Regions from separate parts of the Mus musculus genome. Here regions 1 and 3 are each linked to region 2. Evidence: chromatin loops called from intact Hi-C (ENCODE). Cell type or tissue: heart. All regions are shown on one strand. Each heading gives the region's core, and the rest is flanking DNA. Links, peaks and the distances in the headings are about the cores only.

What was found. Peaks named below come from ENCODE experiments on the same cell type or tissue, not always from the same donor. Only the 100,000 strongest peaks of a DNase experiment are listed, where the experiment ranks them.
Region 1: a loop joins it to region 2, with 4 times the contacts of the local background. A loop is called at or near these places in 5 of 42 quality-filtered maps.
Region 3: a loop joins it to region 2, with 9 times the contacts of the local background. A loop is called at or near these places in 40 of 42 quality-filtered maps.

The regions. Positions count from the first base shown.
Region 1 is chr4:107,417,993-107,425,527 of GRCm38, reverse strand. No RefSeq gene overlaps it. Among named protein-coding and RNA genes, the nearest start is that of Glis1, 13 kb to the left of the region's middle. In heart, for the core only: a CTCF peak has its summit at 3,168 (motif pointing left); no DNase peak of the experiment used is centred there; H3K4me3 peaks cover 924 bases; H3K27me3 peaks cover 577 bases.
Region 2 is chr4:107,841,031-107,848,565 of GRCm38, reverse strand. Lrp8 (low density lipoprotein receptor-related protein 8, apolipoprotein e receptor) reads right to left here. Exons shown (of 20, transcript NM_053073.3): 4 at 5,222-5,350; 5 at 1,947-2,327; 6 at 1,000-1,122; 7 at 163-285. Among named protein-coding and RNA genes, the nearest start is that of Lrp8os2, 22 kb to the right of the region's middle. In heart, for the core only: a CTCF peak has its summit at 3,395 (motif pointing right); no DNase peak of the experiment used is centred there; H3K4me3 peaks cover 905 bases; H3K27ac peaks cover 704 bases; H3K27me3 peaks cover 3,177 bases.
Region 3 is chr4:107,733,290-107,740,824 of GRCm38, reverse strand. All of the region lies in intron 3 of 1700047F07Rik (a long non-coding RNA gene), which reads right to left. Among named protein-coding and RNA genes, the nearest start is that of Gm12907, 22 kb to the left of the region's middle. In heart, for the core only: a CTCF peak has its summit at 2,716 (motif pointing left); a DNase peak (open chromatin) is centred at 2,714; H3K27me3 peaks cover 3,263 bases.

The sequences.
Region 1 (7,535 bases), core at 818-5,817, 420 kb after region 2:
GAGGCAGGCAGATTTCTGAGTTCAAGGCCAGCCTGGTCTACTGAGTGAGTTCCAGGACAGCCAGGGCTACACAGAGAAACCCTGTCTCAAAAAAAAAGAAAAACCTTTTTCTTTCTCCCCACTCTTCTCCCCCATAGGTCCTTGCTATGTTGCCCAGAGTGGCTTCAAACTCATGAGTTCAAGTGATCTTTCTGTCATAGCCTCCCCATAACTGGGACTACAGGTACAGGCCATCACAATGGCTTGATAGACATCTTCTTGCAAAACCTTTCTCTCCAACACTTATCTCTTTTATTAAACTCTGTATCTGCCCTCTGTACACAAAGCCCAAGGACTTATTCATAATGTTACAGTTAAAAGTGATCTTCCGAGCTGTTCATGCCAATTCCTTGATTTTGCTGTGGAAATGGAGGTTTAGTGGAGTGGGAACCTCAGCTCAAGGTCACGAAGCTAGCCGGTGCTAGAGATGAGACAGGAACTCACTTCTGAATTCTAAGAAGAGCTGATGCCCACCTTGTTCGTTCTTCCGTCTTCTCAAGTAATAAAACACAACTATATTAAGGGATGGCATACAACCTCTAAAAGACATTTCCCAGACTCTTGTCATCAAATATGGCCATGTGACTCCACTATGGCCAATGAGACAAGAGTGTAAGCATATGTATTTTCAGGCCTGCTTAGGAAAGGAGACTAATCCTTCCATCTCTCTCCTCCTTGCCTAGAAGGAGCCTGAATCCTGGACAGCTCAGGGAATCCCATAACAGTACCAATAGCCTAGCCCGATTTTTTTTTTAATGAAAGAAACATGCGATTTCTGCTCCTTAGACACCACCATTTTGTTGTTGCTGTTGCTTCAGGAATATGCAACCAAAGATGACTAACTACTTAGCCCCCTACCCTGCTCCCTACAAACCTGTTCCTTCAACCAGCCAAGCTGGACAAATCCTTAGAGTCAATACTAACAATTGCATCTCCTTCACACCTGCATCCATTAACCATTCCACTAGCAATTCTTGTCAATGGTCCCCAGAAGAGACCAAATCTGCTATTTCTCTCCCTGAGAACTGAAACATCAGAGGCTGAGCCAGGAGGATCGTCAGCAAGTTCAGGGGCAGCCTGGGCTACAGACTAAGATCTTTTCTTAAAAACCAGAGGAATAAAAACTAAGACAATATAATTTTATATTGTAAGAATAACTTTGATGGCTAACAGCAACACAAAACACAAAAAGATCTGAAGACTAATGACCAGCAGTGTGCCAGGCCAATATGGGAGAGTCTGAAATCCAAAGCACTATTTTAGCAGCTACCAAAACACAATACTTTTTTCCAGGAAAAGGGTCAAGCTGCCCACTTGCTACCCAATGGTGACCTAGCTGTCCTCATAGGTCTCTCTAGCTTCAAGGAACATCCACTTATTAACTTTACAACATGAACATATAAAGCCTACTAGGGCAAACTGGTCTTTCCATTTCATCAACAAATAATTTCTTTTTGAGTAGGAAGCTTGAGTAAATAATCCTTAAAATCCTGAAAAGAAAATACAAAGTCAAGCTACTTCTATGGTTTTGCTTCAAGAATGCACACTTCTCAGGCCAGAGAAGCCTAGAAAATGGCTCTGCTCAGAAAAGCACTTGCCACATAGGCTTGACTACCTTAGCTCAATCCCCGGAAATCATGGTGCAAGGAGAATGACCCCTGAACCATGTCTGCTGACCTCCGCCTGTTCACATGCACGGGCCTGCACACTCACACACACACACACTCACACACACACACACCATGCATACCACACATACATACACATACCATACACACATCATATACACTACACATACACATACACCCACACACTATACACACACACATATGTACCATACATATAAACACATATACACTATAAACACCATGCACACATAACACACATACACAAAGCATACACACACACCACATACACATCATACGCACCACACATACACATATACCCACACACTATACACACACCAGACACATAGACACCAGGCCCGGTGGTGCAGGCTGAGACAAGAAAAATTCAAGTTCAAGGCTAGCCTGAATTACAGAGCCAATTCAAGGCCAGCCTCAGCACTTTAATGAGACTCCGTCTGACAATTAGAAGTGAACTGGAGGAATGTCTTCTTTGGTGAAGTGTTTGTGTTACAAGCATGAGGACCTGAGTTCCAGTCCCAAAATCCATATAAAAATGCTATGTAGCCATCAACTCACCCAGCTCAGCATAACTGGTAAGCTCCAGGCCAAAGAGAAACCCTATCACAAAGGAAGTGGACCGTGTTCCCGAGGATGACAGCCACCGCTGTCCTCTAGCCTCCACACAAATACCCCCATACACACGCACAATAAAGTAAATAAGAAGTAAGACCTAGGGCTGCGGCGTAGTCAGTGACAGAGTGCTTACCTAGCATGCACACGGTCCTTTAACCACCAGGCGCTTTTGTTTTTGATTTTGATTTTTAAGCGATGGGCTTAAAAGCACTTACTGCTCTTCCAGTGAACCTGACTGACTTCAATTCCCAGCTCTCACAACAGACAATTCACAAATGCTTTTAACTCCAGCTCCAGGGGATATGATGCCCTCTTCTACCTTCCAAAAGCACACACACGCCCATAGGTAAAAATAAATGTTTCTAAAGTGAAAAAAGAATATACATACTTTATACAAGCTGTGTGGTTGTTGTTTGAAGCCACTGAAATATTCCTTTGGTAAAAATAATTCCATAATGGTTAAGCACTTAGTTTTGAGCACAGATCTCCCTGTATATGGATCCACACCATAGATCATTTCACTTCTCCCCACCGGCTTGCCCAAAGTGGCCCAAGAAGCCTGAAAGGCAGACAGGCTGCATACATAAAGCTGTGCGTGCAGCCGGCAGAGCACAGGCCTGCCGGGCAGTAGTAGGTGCTTAGTAAGTGGTCACTATTCTCACTGTGTAAGCGGTGGCCTAGAGAGGGCTTCTCAAGCCAGCTCTACGTTTCAACACAATGTTTATGAATAACTCACTTTGTAAAGTACTTGGGAATCAGGGAGAAAAAAAAAGAATGAATTTTTTTTAAAAAGTTCACTCTTGCAAACAAAAGAGGCATGTGGACTATGGAAAACTGTCCCTCGGACCACTCTGAAATAGTGACCTCTGCTGGCCAGTGGAAACAAGTTTCCCAAGCACCTCTTCCCAAGATTGAGCAAGGGGTGAGTCTACCAAGATCTAGTCCTTGTCGCTGGAACAAACACCAGGTGTTGCATTACAAGGGACAGAAATCTTCACAAGGGTTACCACGATGTAATTGCGATGTTAACAAAATTAAAGGCCAGCCTTCCCATTGGCTCATCCACCCAGAAGGGTCTTTTTTTTTTTCCCCTGCAAACTCCATGGTCTCCTATTTTTAAAATACCATAATTGCATGCAAATGTTATAGCAGAAAAACAACAACACAAGGGGCATTAAAAATCAATCTTCCATGTAAGCCTCAGATTTTCCAGCATGAAGATCCAAGCGCAGAAGTGGTGACAAATGTGGAGAAAGCGGTGAAAAAACGTCAGAATGCATCATTAGGAACGTTACCCAAGGAAGGAAGAGCCCAGGGAGCGCGTCTGACTCAGCGGGAGTGAACAGCTCACTACAAAGGCCGCTGCCTCGCAACCCCCTTAACACAGGGCCCAGAAACCCCGCTAGGAAGCTGTCGGGACCCCTTTCTTCAGGCAGAGTCCGTTGGCTGAGATGTTTACATATAAAGCACACGCGCATCTCCTAAGGTGTGGGGTCAAACAGGAGCTGTAAACTTGCGTCACAGGACAGTGTGCTTTTTGGTATCCACTGTATTAATACTTTTGTTTGCTTGTTTGTTTTTTAGTTAATTTCTGGCCGTGTTAAAATGGAAATTTCCTATCATAATCAACCTTCTGCCTTCTCCTAAGCAAACAGGAAAACGGACCGTGCCCCTTGCCCCAATGAGCTTCACTCGATTCCTTATCACCAAGTGTTCACGTTCAGAAACACGGAGTCTGAGTCCTTGGGTCAGCGACATCCCTAACAGTGCCGAGTTTAAGTCTGATTAAGGAGCAACCATGTAAAAAAGGCACTGGGGATATGAATTAGCCACGGTCCCTGAACCCAAGGAACTCACAGACCGGAAGAGAAGCCCCATGATGACCGTGGCTCCGGCACTGCAGAGGTAGGCTGCAGCGAGCACGGTTACTCTAGGTGTTTGAAGTCATACATAACCCATTCATGTCAAGCCTTTCTTTTCTAATATATGCATTTAGAGAAATCTCGCATGTTTCAACATAATCACTCACTGAAAAGGAGTTTTCTAACATCTACCATTATTTTCCTCTTGGGCTGTGGGTGATTTAAAAGTATCTTTCCTAATTTCAAAACAAGGAAAACTCTTATCATTTGGATCTACCTTGATTGCCTTACGGAGATACTTCAATTTGTTTGTTTATTTATTGAGACAGGGTTTCTCTGTGTAGCCCTGGCTGTCCTAGAACTCACTCTGTAGACCAAGTTAGCCTCGAACTCAGAGATGTGTCTGCCTCTGCCTCCTGAGTGTTGGGGTTAAAGGCTTACCATACCAGGTGAGACATACTTTTAAGTTATTTTGATCCTTAGAAACTGCTTGAGACTTGCTTTAGAAGCAGTATGAACATTCTACACGAATGCCAATGGCTATTCTTCTCCAGGCGCTCCTTGTGTGGACAGCAGGTCCTCTCCCAATTGCACCACGCAAACATTCTAAATGTTGACTTCTAAAGTCTAGTCCTGTCTAGAACTGGAAGATATTGTGTCTTATTCTAATTACCTTTTTCCTTGTAATTTTGTTAGACTCCACGTATTTTCCCGCCTTGAGGCACTATGTACATCAAAGTATAGAAACCTTACATACTCGACTCACTCACATGATTCAAATCAACACATTCCAGAAGCTCAGAAGTCGCCTCATTCCTTTCCAAGTCAGCACACAGCCTCTCCCCTGTCGCCATCCCGACTTCTGTGACCATGAACTGTCACCTTCTCTTGAAACTGTGTACAGAGGCATGGCTTGTGTTTCCTTGTCTCAATGCTTCCTTCCTTCACAGTCACGCAGCTTGCTCTTTGGAGGACTATTGGCACTGCAAGATTAGTTGACACAGTGTGGCACACCTATAACCCCAGGGTGGCACTTTCTAAGCTAGCCTCAACTAAAAAGGGAAATGGTGTTTCCAAGAAATAAGGGTTGGGCTATGGTGGCACCCACCTTAATCTTATGGTGGCTTACCACCTTATGGTGGCTGGTAATCCCAGCCCTTGGGATGCAGAGGCAGGTGGATCTGAGTTTGATGTCAACCTGGTCTACAAAGTTCCAGAACAGCCAGGGCTACACAGAGAAACAACAAAGAAAAAAAAAGAGGGAGAGGGGGAGGAAAGGAGGGAGGGAGGAAGGAAGGGAGGGAGGGAAGGAAGGGAGAGAAGGAAGGAAGGAAGGGAGAGAAGGAAGGAAGGAAGGGAGGGAGGGAAGGGAGGGAGGGAGGGAGGGAGGGAGGGAGGGAGGGAGGGAGAGAAGGAAGGAAGGAAGGAAGGAAGGAAGGAAGGAAGGAAGGAAGGAAGGAAGGAAGGAAGGAAGGGAGAGAAGGAAGGAAGGACACACATGACCAGAAGCAAGACCATGACTGCCAGCTAAGGTTAGTCTTCTTGACCAAGTTGAGGCCAGCCAGGGCTACATACTCAAACCCCGCATTTGAGCGTATTGGGGAAGTTCTGTTGCAAGCATCTTGTGGAGACGGCTTTTGGAGAGGAAAGCCCTTTATATTCTTGGGCAAGTGCTAGTTGATGGAACTGAAAAGCCCTGTTCAGTGTCAGATCTCATTTTTTCATTCCTTCCAACTTTATGAGTTTTAATTTCTGCATGGGTCAGCCGTTTTCGGGTAGGTCTGTAAAGTATCTCACACAGTTCCAAGCTGCATATCCCTAAGGCCAGTGCTGAACACCCATCTTCCCTTGAGCCAATGAGATAAACTGTGGCTCTCAAGGCTGACTCATCTTTGCTAATATTTTTTGTATTTTGGGGCTGTTACCAGGTGTATTATTATTATTTAATGACACTTGGATATATAAAGGGGCATTTCTATCTTTTCCTGGCCTTTTATCTCCAGCATATCTAGCCCCGTACTTTTTACAGGTGTCTTGCTAACAGCAAACCGAATTTTAAACTGTTTAATTCTGGTTTTTGCTTTTTGTTTTTGTTGTTGCTTTTTGAGTCAGGGTTTCTCTGTGTAGCCCAACTGTCCTGGCACTCACTCTGTAGACCAGATTAGCCTTGAACTCTGAGACCCACTTGTCTCTGTCCCCTGAGTGCTGGGACTAAAAGCATTATGGTTGCTTTATGATCTTTTAATTTCATTCTTTCTCATTTATATTCTTTTAGTGATTATCCTTAAATTACAGTGCACATCTTGTAATATATCAAAGCCTACCACACTGGACACGGTGGCAAAGGCTGAGGTCCAAGGCACTTAGGAGCTTGAGAAGAGCCGACTTACACAGCAGGACTCTTATCTTACAGACAGCAGGAAGCCCTGAGAGCATTTTCACTCCGGAATGCTGACTTACCTTTGTATGTACAGGCCACTTCTCTACATACTCAAAGCCTGCGGAGATGCTGTGTTCAAGTCAACGCTCATGCTTAGCTTCCCTCAGCTTTTCCTGCTTCCTTCACCATCTTCCCATTTTCCAGGGGCTGAGGGGTAGGTGTGGGCGCGGGGAAGCTACCTCCTAGGTGAGTTCACGTAAGAACTTCTGGTTTTGTATGGAATGTGTTTACACCACCATGCTTGAAGATAAATGCTGAGTATGGGTCCTGGAGATGCAGCTCAGTTGTAGAGTGCTTGCCTAGCACACACAAAGCCTTAGGTTCAATCCTAGCACCACATAGGTGCTCCATGGTCTCAGATGCCTGTAATCCCAGCAGTGGGAGGTGGAGGCAGACAAAAAGTTGTAGGCTATCCTAAGCTACTTGTCTCAAAAAAAAAAAATGTTGAATATGGAATTCTGGGTTAGTAAACTCCGTTCAGGACTAGTTTTTTGTTGTTTTCCTAGAACTTCTGTGGCTTTTTCAAATGTTGTTTGTATGAACAAAAATGAATTCTGTGAACTCTGTGTATTCCCATGGTTTCCAGTTCTCTCCTGAATTCTAATTTCACTGAGGAATCTTATTTACTTTGGTATGTCTGACAGCTCCATTGGGAAGCCCTCTGCACCTCTGACAGCCTGTTGATTTTGTTGGTTCTTACTCCGTCTTCCTGTGCCTGGTTACTGTGAACAGTGAATGCTGTGTTTGAACTGTTGCTTGTGGGAATCAGTTTTCCTCCAGAGGATTCACGATCGCTTCTTCAGGAACCTGGAGGGTGCAGGTAGAGATCGTTTAATTCAGCTTGACAACTCCAGTCTTCCTTGGTATCCTTTTGCAAAAGGACATACAGGTTACTTTTTGAAGGCCCTGAGTTCCAAACTTTGTCTCATATCC
Region 2 (7,535 bases), core at 1,498-6,497:
CTTTGCAACAATACAGACCAAGAGATGCCAGTGGCAAATGGCCCAGTGTGAGGCTACAGGAGAACACTCGGTCTAGAGGGTAAGAGGGCCTCCAGCCTGGATGCCAGGAGGGAGCATGGTGAGAGCATTAGTTCAGCTGTTAGGCGTAGACAGGTAGCATACCACACACTTTCTGAGGCTCATCCGACCAGTCCCGGCAGTCCCTCTGATCATCACACACTTTCCCGCCGTCCACGCACTCGCCACTCTTACACTGAAATCTGCGGGGACCCTCACAAGTTGACTCTGTCGGGCCAGACAAGAGAGTGGACAGTGCCTGTGAGACGGGGGGTGGGAAGCACAAGGCTGGGCAGGGCCAATCAAGGCCCACAGAAAACGCACAGAGTTCAAAACCCAACAGGTCTCTTAGGGGACCACAGGACAGACAATGGAACCACAGTCTTCTCTCTCACAGGACAGATCCTCATATATCCACACAAGAGTCTTTGTCTGTCCTGGGGGCACTTAGGGTCCTGGGAGTCCCAAGGGGGAATGTTTGCTCCATGAGCCTGGGATATGGTTCACTCCTCATTGCCCACTCTGAAATGAACTCTCCCAGATGATGAGCGAGTAGGGTTTCTATCCCTGCAGGGCAGGTAGTGACCAACAAAGCCACCTGAGATTGAGAGGGACTCTCTAGGGGGTTGGGAGAGGGCTTCAGTCTGCCCTGTCTAGGAACTAGTAAGGAAGGCCACAAGGAAGCTCGGGTGTGGACAGACAGCGGAAGGCTAGATCCCCTGCAGTGCCCATCTTACCCCCTTAGTCCTCTTCAGCCTTTACAAAGTCCTTAACCAAAAGTCCAGTTCTTGGACCCCAGATCCTCATGGGAAGGAATTCCAAGGATAACGGGCAAGGGATGTGGAAGGGATCATCTCAGAGTTAGAGGGAGGAGCCCCCCCAGCTCTGTTCTCTCTGAGCCTGGGAGGGTCACGGGCCTTTCCTCTCAGAGACCTCACGCACCCTGAAGGCAGCCCGCTTCGTCACTCCCGTCCGGGCAGTCCCGCTCCTGGTTGCACCGTTTGATGGCAAGAACGCAAGTCCCATCCCCACACTGGAACTCATTCTCGCGGCAGGGTCCTGGTGCTGCTGAGACAGGGCAAGAGGCGGTCAGGACCCACGCAGGGCCAGAACAGCTTTCCCCACCACCTCATGTCCCTTCCGCCCCTGGAAAGAATGAACCAGTGACTGAGCTTAGGAGACCTCAAAGGACACCTACCCAAAACATCTGTGTACACATGGGGGAGACTGAAGCTCAGAGAGGGGGAAGGCCTTGCCAAAGGTCACACAGCACTCCAGTTTCCTGTTTCCCTGTCCACCACCTCAGCACAGACACGAGCTTTTTCCACTGAGCCCTGGTGCTCATGACTTAGTGATGTGGTCCACTCAGTCAACCTGTCCTGAACCCGGGACTGTGCTGGGTGTTGGTGGGGAGCCCGGAGACTAAGAGCCTATTTCAGAAGCTCAGGTGCAGAGAGATGGGAAACGCACAGATGAAGAAGGCACAGTGTGAGTTGTGCCTAGAAGAGAGAGCCAAAGTCCTGGAAGGGACCCAACAGAGCTGGAACAGTCAGCAGACTCTAACAGGGTCGGTATGGAAGGCACTCCTACGTCAGTATGACAGAGGTGGGGGTGGGGTGGGGGATGGGGACCAGTGCCAGACTCCTTGAAACAGTAAAGAGCAGCAACGGGTGTGATGGAATGGCCACACAGCAGAGACAAAGGCACCAGTGAAGAAGCCTGGCTTCTGGGGTCAGACCTGAGCTCCAAGCCTTAGCAGCCATGTGACCTCCTGCAAGTCACTTCATTCTCCCAGTGTAAAGTCTCTGTTAAAGCAGGGTTTGTACTCCCAGTAGGAGGGTCATATCGGCAGGCTCTGGGTGGGACTGGGTGACACGGAGGGGGCTTACAGCAGTCGGCCTCGTCAGACTTGTCCTTGCAGTCGCGGTCGCCGTCGCAGCGCCAGCCCAGGTGTATGCACTCGCCGCTGCGGCAGGTGAACTGGGCGGTCGGGGCGCAGGCTGCTGGCGTGGCCGTGGTCCCCTGGCCCGCTCGCCCGCAGAGCTCGGCCGCCTCATCCGAGCGGTCCTCGCAGTCGAACTGGCGGTCGCAGACCCAGCGCTCAGGGATGCAGGTGCCGCCTCCTCCACAGCGGAACTCGCGGGGCGGGCAGGCCGGGTCCGAGCAGCCACGCTCGTCGCTGCCGTCGCCGCAGTCATCGTCACCATCGCACACGAACACAGAGGCCAGGCAGGAGCGGTTGCTGCACTGGAACTCGTGCGGGGCGCACACTGCGCAGGACAGAGAGCCGGTCGGCCGGCCAGATCCCATCCCTTGTGACCCAGCCCGCTGTTTCTGCTACAGGGGTACAGGGAATTCTGACTCTCACCTCACCTACAGGCTGGAATAGGTCCTGCTGGAGACTTGAAAGGGGAGCTGAACTTGGACCGACCACATTTGCCCTTTCTGAGTCTCTGGGCTTCACCAAGTACACAGATATTCTGCCCTGCAGCTGGCAAACATGGTGGGGCAGAGAGGGGCTCTAAGGTTGCAGAGCCCTATTGTCTTGAAGGATAGGAAATCATCTGTAACATGACTGACACCAGATGACAAGGCAGGAGTTTGTCCGTTTGTGGCATGGTTGTGTATATCACTTGCAAAGACTATTTAATTCTCCAGCCTGGCATCTACTACCCTGGTCCCCACACCTCACTCCTGCACATACCCCGGCTATGACCACATAGTTCCACTCCAGGGTTTTGTTCAAGTTGCTTCATCTTCTGGGAACCCACTGCAGCCTACCATTGCTCCTAGTTCTACATCAGAACGTTTCCACTGCATGGGCTCAAACTCCACCTCCATCCATCGCATGCTTCAGTTTAGAAAATCTCCCTCTGGCCCAGTCTGCCTCCTGTGTGCCTCTCACATCCACCCACATCACCCACATGTCTGGGTACCGGGTGGGCACGGAGGCCCCTTGCAGGGTGTGGACGAAGTAAAGAACAGGTCCTGGCCCTGTCTGCAGCCTGGGCTTCCTCTCTGATAGGCTAGTGCAAAGTCTACAGCAAAGGCCTTAGCGACCAGCCAGCCCCCCTGCTAGTTTAAAGACAGGAAGCCTGAGGCTCAGAGGGGAGCACCTTGCTCAGGGTCACACGTGACAAGAGAACCAGAACTTGGGTTCCAGAGCATTTCTGTCTACTCTGACCCATTCTCTCAGCTTTCTTGTTTTTTGTTTGGTTGGTTTGGGGTGTTGCCTCCTCCCCCTCTTTAGAACTCCCGTGGGAGGGCTCAAGGAGGTCAGGGATGCTGTGGCTATTAATCGCCAACTACACAGCAGTAGCAGCTCCGCAACTCTCCACACGGGGGCGCCCGGAACCCACCTTTCTATTTTCTGGCGACAAGATGTCAATTTTCACTGTTACTGAACATAAAATAAAGTGATGTCTTCGGTGTTACAGTGTCAGCAGATCGTGTCATGTTCTTCTGACAGCTCTACCAAGCCCCTGACGGCTGCATTTTCCCTGTCTTGGGCTTTTGGGATGTGGTGGCACCAGAGGGGAAAGCACCCCCAAGATGCTGCTGCTGACACCCGCCTGCCTGTCTAGACAGTTCATACAAGCCCAGGGAGAGAAGATTCCACCTTCTGAGAGTCCTGATAGGAAGTGTTTCATAACAATGGACTCCCAGTGAGGTTCTGAAGCGACTGGCAGATCTCACCACCAAGGCCAGGGCCCCACTCCCTGCATCTACAATCAGAACTGGAGAACTCTCAGAGAGCCAGAGAAGGACAGTTTCCTTCCCTGCCCAGGCCACAGCGAGCCCAATAGGGCCTCTCAGCTTTGGTTTCTTTAATTAACAGGAAATGTCCCTGTCCCCAAATTCCCTACTCGCCTGCAATGGTGGCTGCTAGCTTTATAATGGAAGGATCATGTGACTATAAGGTTGGGCCTGTTTTGGGGGGGTGGGGACTGTCATGGGTGGATGAGTTCTCATAGAACTATCACAGCTGAAGTTTTTTTTTTCTTTTTTTTTTTAAACATGTATTTACTATATGTAAAGTACACTATAGCTGTCTCTCATTATTGGATGGTTGTGAGCCATCATGTGGTTGCTGGGATTTGAACTCACGACCCTTGGAAGAGCAGTCGGTGCTCTTAACTACTGAGCCATCTCTCCACAGCTGAAGTTTTAAAGTGTAGATTCTAGCCAGGACCCTCACCCCCATCCACACACTTCCTGCTTCAGACCCATCAACTCTCCACACTTGGAATCTCAGAAGCCTTAAGAGGAGATGGCCTGGCTCCTGGAACAGGAGAGGTGGCTAGGGAGAGAGCGGGGAGTGGGCAGATGCCTGGAGAGGCAGTGGTGGGCAAGTGCCTGGCACGCCTCCTCCGGAATGACCACATATATCTCAGCCCAGGCTAGTAGCACAGCCTGTCAGTCTGTGGTCCCCAGGGGAAGACTATGTGGGATCACCGTCTTGTCCCTTTCAGAACCTTACTCCAGACCTGGCACACTGTGGGTACCAGAGAAGTAAACTGAATCAGGCCATGCATGGTCCTCCCCATGGTCCTCCCCAGACCCCCAGCCCAAACCTTGCTGGACTGCTCTCTGAGAAGGAGATAATCCTGCGTTTGAAGTTCAGCCATGTGGAACCGTCCCAATGGCCACTTCCATCTGTCCCTGCTGAGGCTGCTTCTCTGCATGCGACATGCGCCCCAGTCTGAGATCTCAGAAACAGTTGTCCTTCACACCCTGAGAGTCTGTCCGCACATGCCCTATCCCCAGTGCTGCTAGTGTGCTGGCACGAGACACCACATTTCGTACAGCCCAGTTTTTGGTCCCCCTGTTCTTGTTCGGAGATCAGTGGAAACGGTAGAATTGTAGAATGGATGAGCAGATGTCAGACATGGTAGAAAGCTGTGTGTAGACCTGAATTTGAATCTCAGTTCCACCCCCTCAGCCTTGGGCATGTTTCCTCCCTTGTCTGAGCCTCAGTTTCCTCATCCATTAAATGGGGATGGTAATGGCTATTCATGAGGTGGTCATGAGGGTGAGAGAAGAGAATGTCTCCTACGTGCCCAGCCGTTTGTTTCTAATGGTAGCATTATTCTTCCCTTCCCGCCGACCCTCCCAAGAAGAGGTCATCACTCCGAGGCTGCCTGACCACTGGCCCTGGACTCACAGGTGGGACAGCCGGCCTCGTCAGCACCACCCTCACAGTCCTTCTCTCCGTCGCAGCGCCATGAGGCAGGCACACACTTGTGGCTGGTGGGTCCGCAGCTTAACTTCTCGGCAGGACACTCTTCACTGGCTGTAAAGACAGACATCCGTGCACGGCTTAGCTAAGGGTGACACAGGTCATAGCACCAACCAGTCCTGCTACTGGGCTTAAGTCCCTGGCAGTCCACTGGGGCCCTCCTGCTCCATGTCTTCATCGGAAGCCAACCTCTTCTAAAGGCTTGCTGTGTCCTAAATCCGACCTCACCCCACACCGACCGGATCTAACACTCTCTCAGAGTCTCCTAGTCTAAAGCTCACAAGTCTTTCTTGACCCAAGGGCTCCTACATGTCTTCCCTTTAAGATCCAGCACTGTGGAGTCGCCACACCCTTGATATGTTCCAGCTGTGCGCCTCTGGGTAAGTAAGATATGGCTAACTGGACCTCAGTTTACCTTCCAGATCAGCAACTGTCATCTGAACCTGTGGGTTTGGAGGGCTCACCAAAACCTTACCAGCAACAATCTAAGTCTCTGCAAAGATGGTGTTGAGCCCACCACAGAGAGCAGCCTCCACGTGCAGGACCCAGCGGGAGTACGCAGCTATAATTACTGCAGCTGCAATCAGAGGCTGACTCAAGCAGGGGCCTAGAGCCCCTGGGTTGATTCTCAATCTGAAAGAATGAGAACCCTTTCAGGACTTGGGGAAGCTCTTCCTCTGAGCTTCCCTTCCTCCACATGACAGGCGAGGCAGATGCATTTACGACCTCTGGTTGGCTCCCTGATGCCTTCCACAGTGTGCAGGAGTCCCGGCCTCAGTTAGATTGTGCCAGGCACAGTGCTAGGCGCTTCCATTTGATCTTTATAATAACCCTGCAGGGTGAGGATTATGTCTCGGCCTCCAGCGTGGGAAGTAGGGTGTGGGCTCTGGAAGCCGCTGCCTGGGCTGGAATCGGAGCTCAGTCACTCGCTGGCCACGTGACCTTAGCCTAACCACTTCTCTTTGTCTCAATAAAGTGTAGGTGACACAATGACCTGCTGTATAGGATCGTTTTAGTGACCAGATTAATATCTGTAAAATGCTTAGAAGAACACTCAGCCTACGCTTGCTACGTGTTACTATTATCCACACATAATCAATGAGACTCCGAGTCTTGTAAATCCATTCAATGAATAACATTGAGCACTGCTGGATACCAGACATGATGCTAAGTCTTGAGTTCCAGACACACACACACACATGCCACACACATGCACACACACACACACACACACACGCATACACACATGCACACGCACACAAGAATGACATGAGGGTTTGGCACATTTGTCTGATACACAGTTTTATACCCCCAGAAGAAGGGTGATTCCTGTCTCGCTCTGATCTATGATCTGTTTCCTCTCATTTGATTTCATGGCTGGAATGAAAGGCCACAAGAGAACAAAAGCGGGCCGATGCAAGAAAAGGCACAGAAAAGTGGGCAGTGAGCAGGGTGAGGGGCAGTGGGTAGGATGAGGGGCAGTGGGGAGGAGGAGGGGAAGTGGGCAGGGGGAGGTGAGTGGGCAGGGGGAGTGGGCAGGGGCGGGGAGGGGAAGTGGGCAGGGGGAGTGGGCAGGGGTAGGAGGAGTAGACAGGGTTAGGGGCAGTGGGCAGGGGGAGGGGCGGGTGTCTAAATCAAGGTCCCCAGGTGATCACACACTACTTCAGTGTGAGGAGAGTGGATCCTGAAGCTATCCCATGAACACCTGTCATGGAGTCAGCTGCAGTTCACAGTTCACTCTGCATGAGGTAACTGTCAGGTAGATCTCGAATACTCAGTGAGCTTTTAAAATGGCCACTTTTGCTGGAAGATGGTGGCACATACATTTAATTCCAGCACTCAGGAGGTGGAAATGGGCAAATCTCTGAGTTCAAGGCCAACCTGGTCTACAGAATGAGTTCCAGGACAGCCAGGGCCTACACAGAAAAACCCTGACCAATAGATAGATAGATAGATAGATAGATAGATAGATAGATAGATAGATAGATAGACAAACAAACAAACAAATAAATAAATAAAGCAAGCTGCTTTGGGCCGGGCAGTGGTGGCACACGCCTTTAATCCCAGCACTTGGAAGGCAGAGGTAGGTGGATTTCTGAGTTCAAGGCCAGCCTGATCTACAAAGTGAGTTCCAGGACAGCTAGGGCTACACAGAGAAACCCTGTCTCAAAAAACAAAAAACAAAAACAAAACAAAAAAAGCTGCTTTGGTTGTCTTGTGGGGTGATGAAGTGGGGTGG
Region 3 (7,535 bases), core at 818-5,817, 110 kb after region 2:
CAGAACCACGGGGAGTCAGAGCACAGTGCTCCCCCCACTCACCCAGTCAGAGCACAGTGCTCCCCCGACCCAGCCAGGGCACATTGCTCCCCCCCAACCCAGCCAGAGCACATTGCTGCCCCCCACAACCCAGCCAGAGCACAGTGCCCCCCCACAACCCAGCCAGAGCACAGTGCTCCCCTCCCCACAACCCAGCCAGAGCACAGTGCTCCCCCAACCCATCCAGAGGCAGAGGACACAAAGAGAGGGTACACGCGAAGACACCTGCTTCCACTTTGCAAATGGGGGCTTTAGTGCCTGGCATCCTGGCTCTTGTCCAGTGGGCCACTCCATGGCTGTGTGTCTGAAGGTCAGAGAGATCCAAGAGGGGACAAACAGTGTGCAGGTTAACGGGGGGGGGGGGTATCTGGAAGCCTCATGGATGGAGACACTGCTGAAGAGATACAGAGAGCGGGCTCAGGCTGGGGTCAGGTGCCAAGGGGGCACCTATGCAAAAGGCTTGAGAAAAGAGAATGAAAGTGAGCCACCTGTTTCCCTGCCAGCGCCTTGCTGGCTGTGACTTGAGACAGCATAAGGCAAAGAAAGGAGTGGGGGAGGGTGCTGGCCCCCAAACTGGAGAAGACAGGCCTCACAGAGGTGCCAGACAAAGGAGCCCATTCTGGGTAACCCACCAGGCTGGTGTCCTAATGGCCCAATCTGGTTTGCTTTTTTTTTTTTTTTTTTTTTTTTGCTTCTTTGTTTTTAAGATTTGGATCAAGCTCCTGTCTAGGCCTCCTTCACTCACGTTTCCAGCCCAAGCAGGTGGCATCTGAGGGTGTCCTAGGACTGAGAGAGCCACAGTCCTTTACCAGTATTACAGGCTGCTGGCAGCTGGGCTAGTAAGTGACTAACAGTGACTCCTTTGGGATTCTCTGGACCCATCCAAATCTTTTGTCTTCACCCCAGGCTTTCGCCCTCTCTCCACACAGCTGGGCCTGGACTCTGGACTCCTCCTCCCTCTCCCGGGCTGTGTCTCCCCTCTCCCGGACTGTGTCTCTGTTTTTTAAGATTGCTTGGTACTCCTCTTGAGCACCTGCCACCCCAGGCCAAGGGCTCTCTGAACCCCAATTACACGGCAGCCCACTGGAGCAGGCCTGATGTCCCAGCAGTGTACCAGTTGTCGTTTGTAAAAGACAAACTGGTGTCTTACACACACACACACACACACACACACACACACGCCTTGCTCTCTGTCTCTGAGAATGCCACACCTTGGTGGCTTCGTACCACACTCTGTGTTCCTTTCTCTCGCTCTCTCCCCAGATCCAGTCAGTCAGGGGTCCCACTGAGGACACATGCTAAATTCTTCTCAGATCTGCCTAATACTTGCCCAAGCTCAGGCCTTCTGAAAGGTTCCATAAGAGACAAGAGCTTTTTAGCTGTGCGTGACAAGCTTACTTCTTAAGCTGAAGAAAAAGACTGAGAATATTGGCTCACAGGACTTAAAGGTTGAGGGCTCCCCTCTGTTGTGGCTGGATCCAGAGATGGAGCCATGTTGAGGGAGCCCAGGCTCAGTGCTTTGCTGTTTGTTGGCAGTCAGAGTAGTGGGCTCTAAGTTCCTCATATCACGGAGAACAGGGAGAGCAGCCTTCCCTACAGATGCAAACAGCTTCATGGACTGTGACTGGCTTGCACTACTGCCCCTAGTCACCCAGGTTGCTCGGCAGGCCTGGACGTCCTCTGAAGACACCCCCCTCCCCAAGGTGTGGGGGTCTACTCCGGGCATGTGCTCAGCTCCGTGGCTTGGCATCACCTAGACCACAGGCCCTGGGTAGGCAGGAGATGGAAGACATCCATGCCTCTGTTCAGGTGGGCAAGCTGTCCCAGAAACGGATGCCAGAGGAAACAGCCAACCCTGCTTGAGTCAGGAACGAGCTAGCAGTGAACAGGAAGCTGCGAAGGTCTGCCGAGTGAGAGCACCATGGATTACAGTTTACACAACACACACAGTCATCACTAGTACCAGTCCTAAGCAGGTGTGGGAGTCACTGTGTTGTGTGCGCTATCTACTCAGTGCAGAACTTGGCTCCTGTGTGTCTGCACAGTGGGCTCTCCTGCTCAATGCCAGAAATAACCAGATCAGACCTGCCCCTGGACCCCAGGCCCCTTACTCTCCCCTGTGCACAGGGGGTGGGAGAGTTCTGAGTCACCTTAGAGTTGACTTTAGGATGGAACCCAACCCACATACTGGGCCTGGGATTCAGGCTTTTCCTGGGTCTAGGGAGCCAAGTTCTTCCTGTGAATATTAAAGGGGAGGAGAGGGGGCAGGACTCTGACATTCCGAATTCTCTCCCATGCAGACCCCATCCTGGTGAATGATTAAAGGGGTTCCCTGAGAAGCCCTTTGAATCAGCACCTCCCTCATTGCAACTCCAAGAGCCTCTGACCCGCTCCTTGATAAGTGGATTGCCTACCTAGCTAAGTGTTATCTTGCAATTTTTTTTTCTGTCAGGGACTTTCACAGTTCCTTCTGAAGCATCAGGCCTGCTCAAGGCATCAGGTGGGTAAACACTTGTCTAAACCTGATGTGTTCAAGATATCTGGCTGTCTAGTCCTTACGAAGAGAAGAAAAATGGGGACCCTGGGTTGAATGTTTGTATGGAGGACACAATTCCTGGGCGATGCCTGTGGCCGTGGCCTGAGAAGTTGACTGTCCTGGAGTGCCCCCTGCTGGCCACAGTGACAAATGGCACCTCCAGGGCGCAGGCCTGGGTTGGGTGGACAGAGCCTCAAGGAGCTGGCTGGCTGCAGGCCTGCTCTGCTCTGTAAGTCTGAGGACTTCCAGGCCTGCCGAGCGAGCTATCATCCTGGGCATGGGTAGTGCAGCTCAGAGGAGAGGCCAGGACCAAAAGCCTCTGCTCACAGAAATTTGAAAATGATGTTTTTCTTTCTGTTGTCAGCAGAGAGAATGCGTCTGCCCACTGGGAAATGCCTGAGCCTCTTTGGACATGTCCTTGTCCTCTTCCCGGGTTTTGTTTGCCCTCCTGTAAGATGGGGCTGAGACCTGCCGATCACAGCACCAACTGAGTGGGATCCGCCAGATGTAGGATACAGCACACTTTGGTGTGTTCCTCCAGAGCCTACAAGTGTGCTGTCTCAGCTACGAACACAGACTGACTGGGAGTGTGGCTCAGTGACAGAGAATATGCCTACCATTCACCAGGCCCCAGGTTCCTGTGGCCACCCTGTCTTGTGGCTCAGATAGAAAGAATTCTGGGGCGCTGGGCAGGAAGGGGAACCGTCAGCCATTATGGGACACTCTCTTTCTAGCTGAGCCCTGGCTAAGGAGAGTCAGGGACTCAAAGTTGGGAACTGTGTGACCCAGTGCCAGCAATCCCTGGGGCGTCTCAGACTTTCCTCCCTGATACACGCTGGGCTTTTGAAGTAGATTTCTGGAGCAGCTCTCTGAACCCCAAATCCTGAGGACCACTGCAAGCCAGTAGCACTCCTCAGCTACTTCTCTGACCCTTACTCCCCTGCTTCATCCCTCCCACAATGAACACAGCCCCATAGCTTCTACTTTTCCAGAAGGCTGCAGAGACATCCACTCTTACCCCTCTTTGAAGCTGTGAAAACCTTCAGCCCTTGCTTGTCATTAGCGGAGTCAGGACCAGCACCCCACACACGTATGTACCGTGTCCCCGACTGCTCCTCCACTCTGCTTCTGCTCACACACCAGCTTGAGGAGACATAAATGTGAGGCGACGTATGTGCCTCATGGTTCTATTAATAGCAGCCAAGTTTTTATTTGATTTTTCTGAGACAGTCTCAAACTCCTAGTCTGAAATTATCCTCTCAGCTCAGCCATCTGAGTAGCTGGGCCCACAGGCACACGTCATGGTGTCTAACTTTAGTTTTTTTTTAAATAGTGAAAGGAGTCCGGTGAAATTAATTCAATATTATTTTTTATTTTGCACAACATTTTAAAAATGTTACCATTTAAGCACGCGGGACCAAAATGATTAAAGGTAACCTAACAGCCTGAAGTCCTTTGTATACAGCAAGGCTGTAAGATCCCGGCGTGTACAGCACGTTCATTCATATACACACATCTCATTCAGATAGGCCACACTCTGTGTGAACAGAAGCAGATGTTAGTGGTCATCTTATAAGGAACAGAGAGCTAGAACCTTCTCTGGCTGCTTCAGCTACCTGCAGCTCCCCTCCTTCCTTCCCTCCCTCCCTCCCTCCCTCCCTCCCTCCCTCCCTCCCTCCCTCCCTCCCTCTAAGAGCTCAGGGTGTGAGCTGCTTGCTGCACGCATTTCTGAGGAGTCCATGAGGGATTCAGACTGTGTCCAAGCCCCTGCCAGTCTGAGAACCTGGGCCAAGACTGGGAAAGTCCGCAGGTGACTGGTAAGGTTTTTGTAAAGCTGCATTTTATTGATTGATTGATTGATTGATTGATTGAGACAGGTTCTCACAATGTGTCCCTGGCTGGCCTGGAACTCACCATGTAGACCAGGCCAGGCTGGCTTTGAAGTCACAGAGATGCACCTGCCTCTGCTTCCCTGAGTTCTGGGCACACGAATCTGATTTTAAGGTATGCTCCACACTGTAAGATTATTTCCCTCTCAACGCTGGGCTGTAAAACCTATCACCACCCTATCCTCCTTCTACCTCTTTGACCTGATGGTCAAAATAGAAAATAGTGGTTGCTTTTTAAGGCAAAATTAAAGGGTGGCAGCCCTGTGCACTTGAGATACAAAAATATAAACCAACCTGGCGTATGAACCCCAGGGCCCCAGTGTCTGCTGTCAGGATGCCTCTAAAATGAAAACCCAATAGCCTGCTTCTTAGGGACCTTCACTGCCCCAGGAGAGTCCAAAGCCCAAGTCTCACGAGCTGTCAAAACCCAAGGGGACCCCTACTTACCAGCTGTCACATATATTTTTCTCTAAGAGGAGCAAACCACATGCCCCTCCCTTCCTGCCCCTTAAATTCCTCAGTAAAGCCAGGCTGCTTTCTGCCTCTGGTTCCCAGCTTCCCCTGACCTGTCACAGGCGAGCGGATGCCTCACCCTGTCCCAAGTTAACTGGAATGTCACGTCTGGCAGGAATCCTCACTAGCTTCTGTCAGAGTCAGCCACACCTCAGGAGTCAACAGTTCCATCTAACCCCTCCAGTGGGGGTAGAGGAAGGCAGTATGTCTCAGGTACGGGCCAGGAGGGTGTGCAGGGACCCCAACAGCATAACCACTAAGGTAGGGACTGAGATCGGGCCATTCCCTACAGTGATTTCTAAACAGCTGCACTGAGGTATAACACACACAAGAAAACTAATCTAGGGCTGGTGAGATGGCTCAGTGGGTAAGAGTACCCGACTGCTCTTCCAAAGGTCCAGTGTTCAAGTCCCAGCAACCACATGGTGGCTCACAACCATCCGTAACAAGATCTGACGCCCTCTTCTGGTGTGTCTGAAGACAGCTACAGTGTACTTACATATAATAAATGGATAAATCTTTAAAAAAAAAAAAAGAAAGAAAGAAAACTAATCTATTCAGTGCTGTTTGAGAAGCCCAACAGGGTCACCCCACACCACAAATGTGTTTTCACTATCCTCAATATGCCTCGGTCTCTCTATAACTCAGTCTCTTACCCACCTTGGCTTTGACTGCACTGGTCTCTCTGCCCTAGACTATCTCTTTGCAGACTATCCCAGGCTTAGGGATGTAACACAGACAGTTGGTTCGGTTGCTTGTTCAGCACGCACAAGGTCTTGAGTCTGCTCCACAGAACCACATAAACCCAGCATCATTGCATATGAGGAGGATCGGAAGTTCAAAGCTATCCTTACCCACATAGCAAATTCAAGGTCAGGCTGGGCGACAAGAAACCCTATCTCGAAACAAAAACAACCAGCAAACAAACACAGTCTTCTGGGTTTGGCCTCTGTAGTGTAGCATAAGGGCTTTCAGATGCACGGACAGCGGGACACAGTGTGAGGTTTCCTGCGCTATTGCTGCAGGTAATCTCCTTTTCACTCTTGGGTAGCCCGCTGCTGTCACAGAGCAGCCATAGGTTAGCTATCCGCTGGTCACTGGTACGAGAGCCAGCCAGCGTGTCCTCCTGAAGAAAACCAAAGTGCCAGTGTGGATCAGGTGTGGTGGCTGAAATCTGTGATCCTAATACTGAAGGGGCAGAGGCAGGAGGATCAGGAGTTCAACGTCAGGTTAGGATGCATAGCAGGCTCAAGAGTAGCCTGGCATGCACAGTGAGATCCTGTCTCAAAACCACATTAAACCGAAAACCAATCAAAAGAACAAGCCCCAAACCCCAATGTGGATAAAGTGGGTCTGGGAAAAAGGGGGTGTCAGAAGCCCCTTCCAGAGGGAGGTTGGTGTCAGGTCCAAATGGGAACTCAAAAGACAGTCTTGGCTGAGCTCAAGCTAGACAGCATAGAGAGACTGCTGTCAGAGAGATCAAAGCTCACACAGAGCACCAAGAACCTGCCTGCCACTTCCCTGGTTACATATCAAAGCCCATGCTGCCCTCCAGACACCTTCAGTCCCTTTTCACGCTTACTTGTTATGCATTTCAAAGTCCACACCAGCATCCCAGCCCTTCTCACCTCTTTACCTAAACTCCCAGGCCCACCCAGTTCACAGGCTTCCCTCCCCGCAGCTGTTCCTGAGTTAGGCCTGCTCAGTGTGTGGGCAAGGGGACAGGAAAGCAAGCTGTCCTCTGAGCTTGAGGACCAGGAACTCCTGCTTGTCCAGACAGGACGAAGGCAGCCGTGGGAGGACACCAACGCGGATAGAGATGGTGGTGATGCCGATGGTGTCGGACCCCGTGGGCTACAGAATACATTGGAGCTTTCTACCTCACATTACCAAGTTATGCCTGCACTGCCCCTGAGGGCTCCTCACCCCACTGTGCATGCACTGCCCCTGGGGCTCCTCACCCCACTGTCTGCTGGTGGAACAAGTTGTCTCCAAGAAGGAAGCCACCCCTCTGAGATCAAAGGAGCGCTGTCCTGTGTTCTAAAACTTAAAACCCCAAAGGACAAAGGGCATTCTGAATGCTTTGCCCCAGGGGTGCTCCCCGCTTTTGTCCTGACTTCCTTCCTTTCCAAATGTATTTCTGAATTTCCTTCAGGTACTACTGTGCTTATTCTCAAACTATACATGTTTTTCTTTCTTTTTTTTACTTACCTATGGAATCCTTCATAGATTTGCCAGCCATCCTGTGCAGAGGCCATGCTAATGTCTGTACTGTTCTGACTCTGTGTGTGTGTGTGTGTGTGTGTGTGTGTGTGTGCGCGCGCGTGTGTGTCGCCAAAGCACTCAATCATTTGCTTGGCATAAGGGCTTCTCTCCTTCCCCTGGGGATCCCAAAGCAATCTCTCCAAAGCAGGTGAGGGTGGGCTCCTGGGTGAAACCCTGTTAAATAGGGGGCTGGGGTGGGGGTGGGGGAGGTTTCTGTGCCTGTGAATGCCAGGGGCTGAGCTTGCTTGCCAGAGACTCTCATCTCAGGATCCCTGTGTCTGGGGACTATTTGC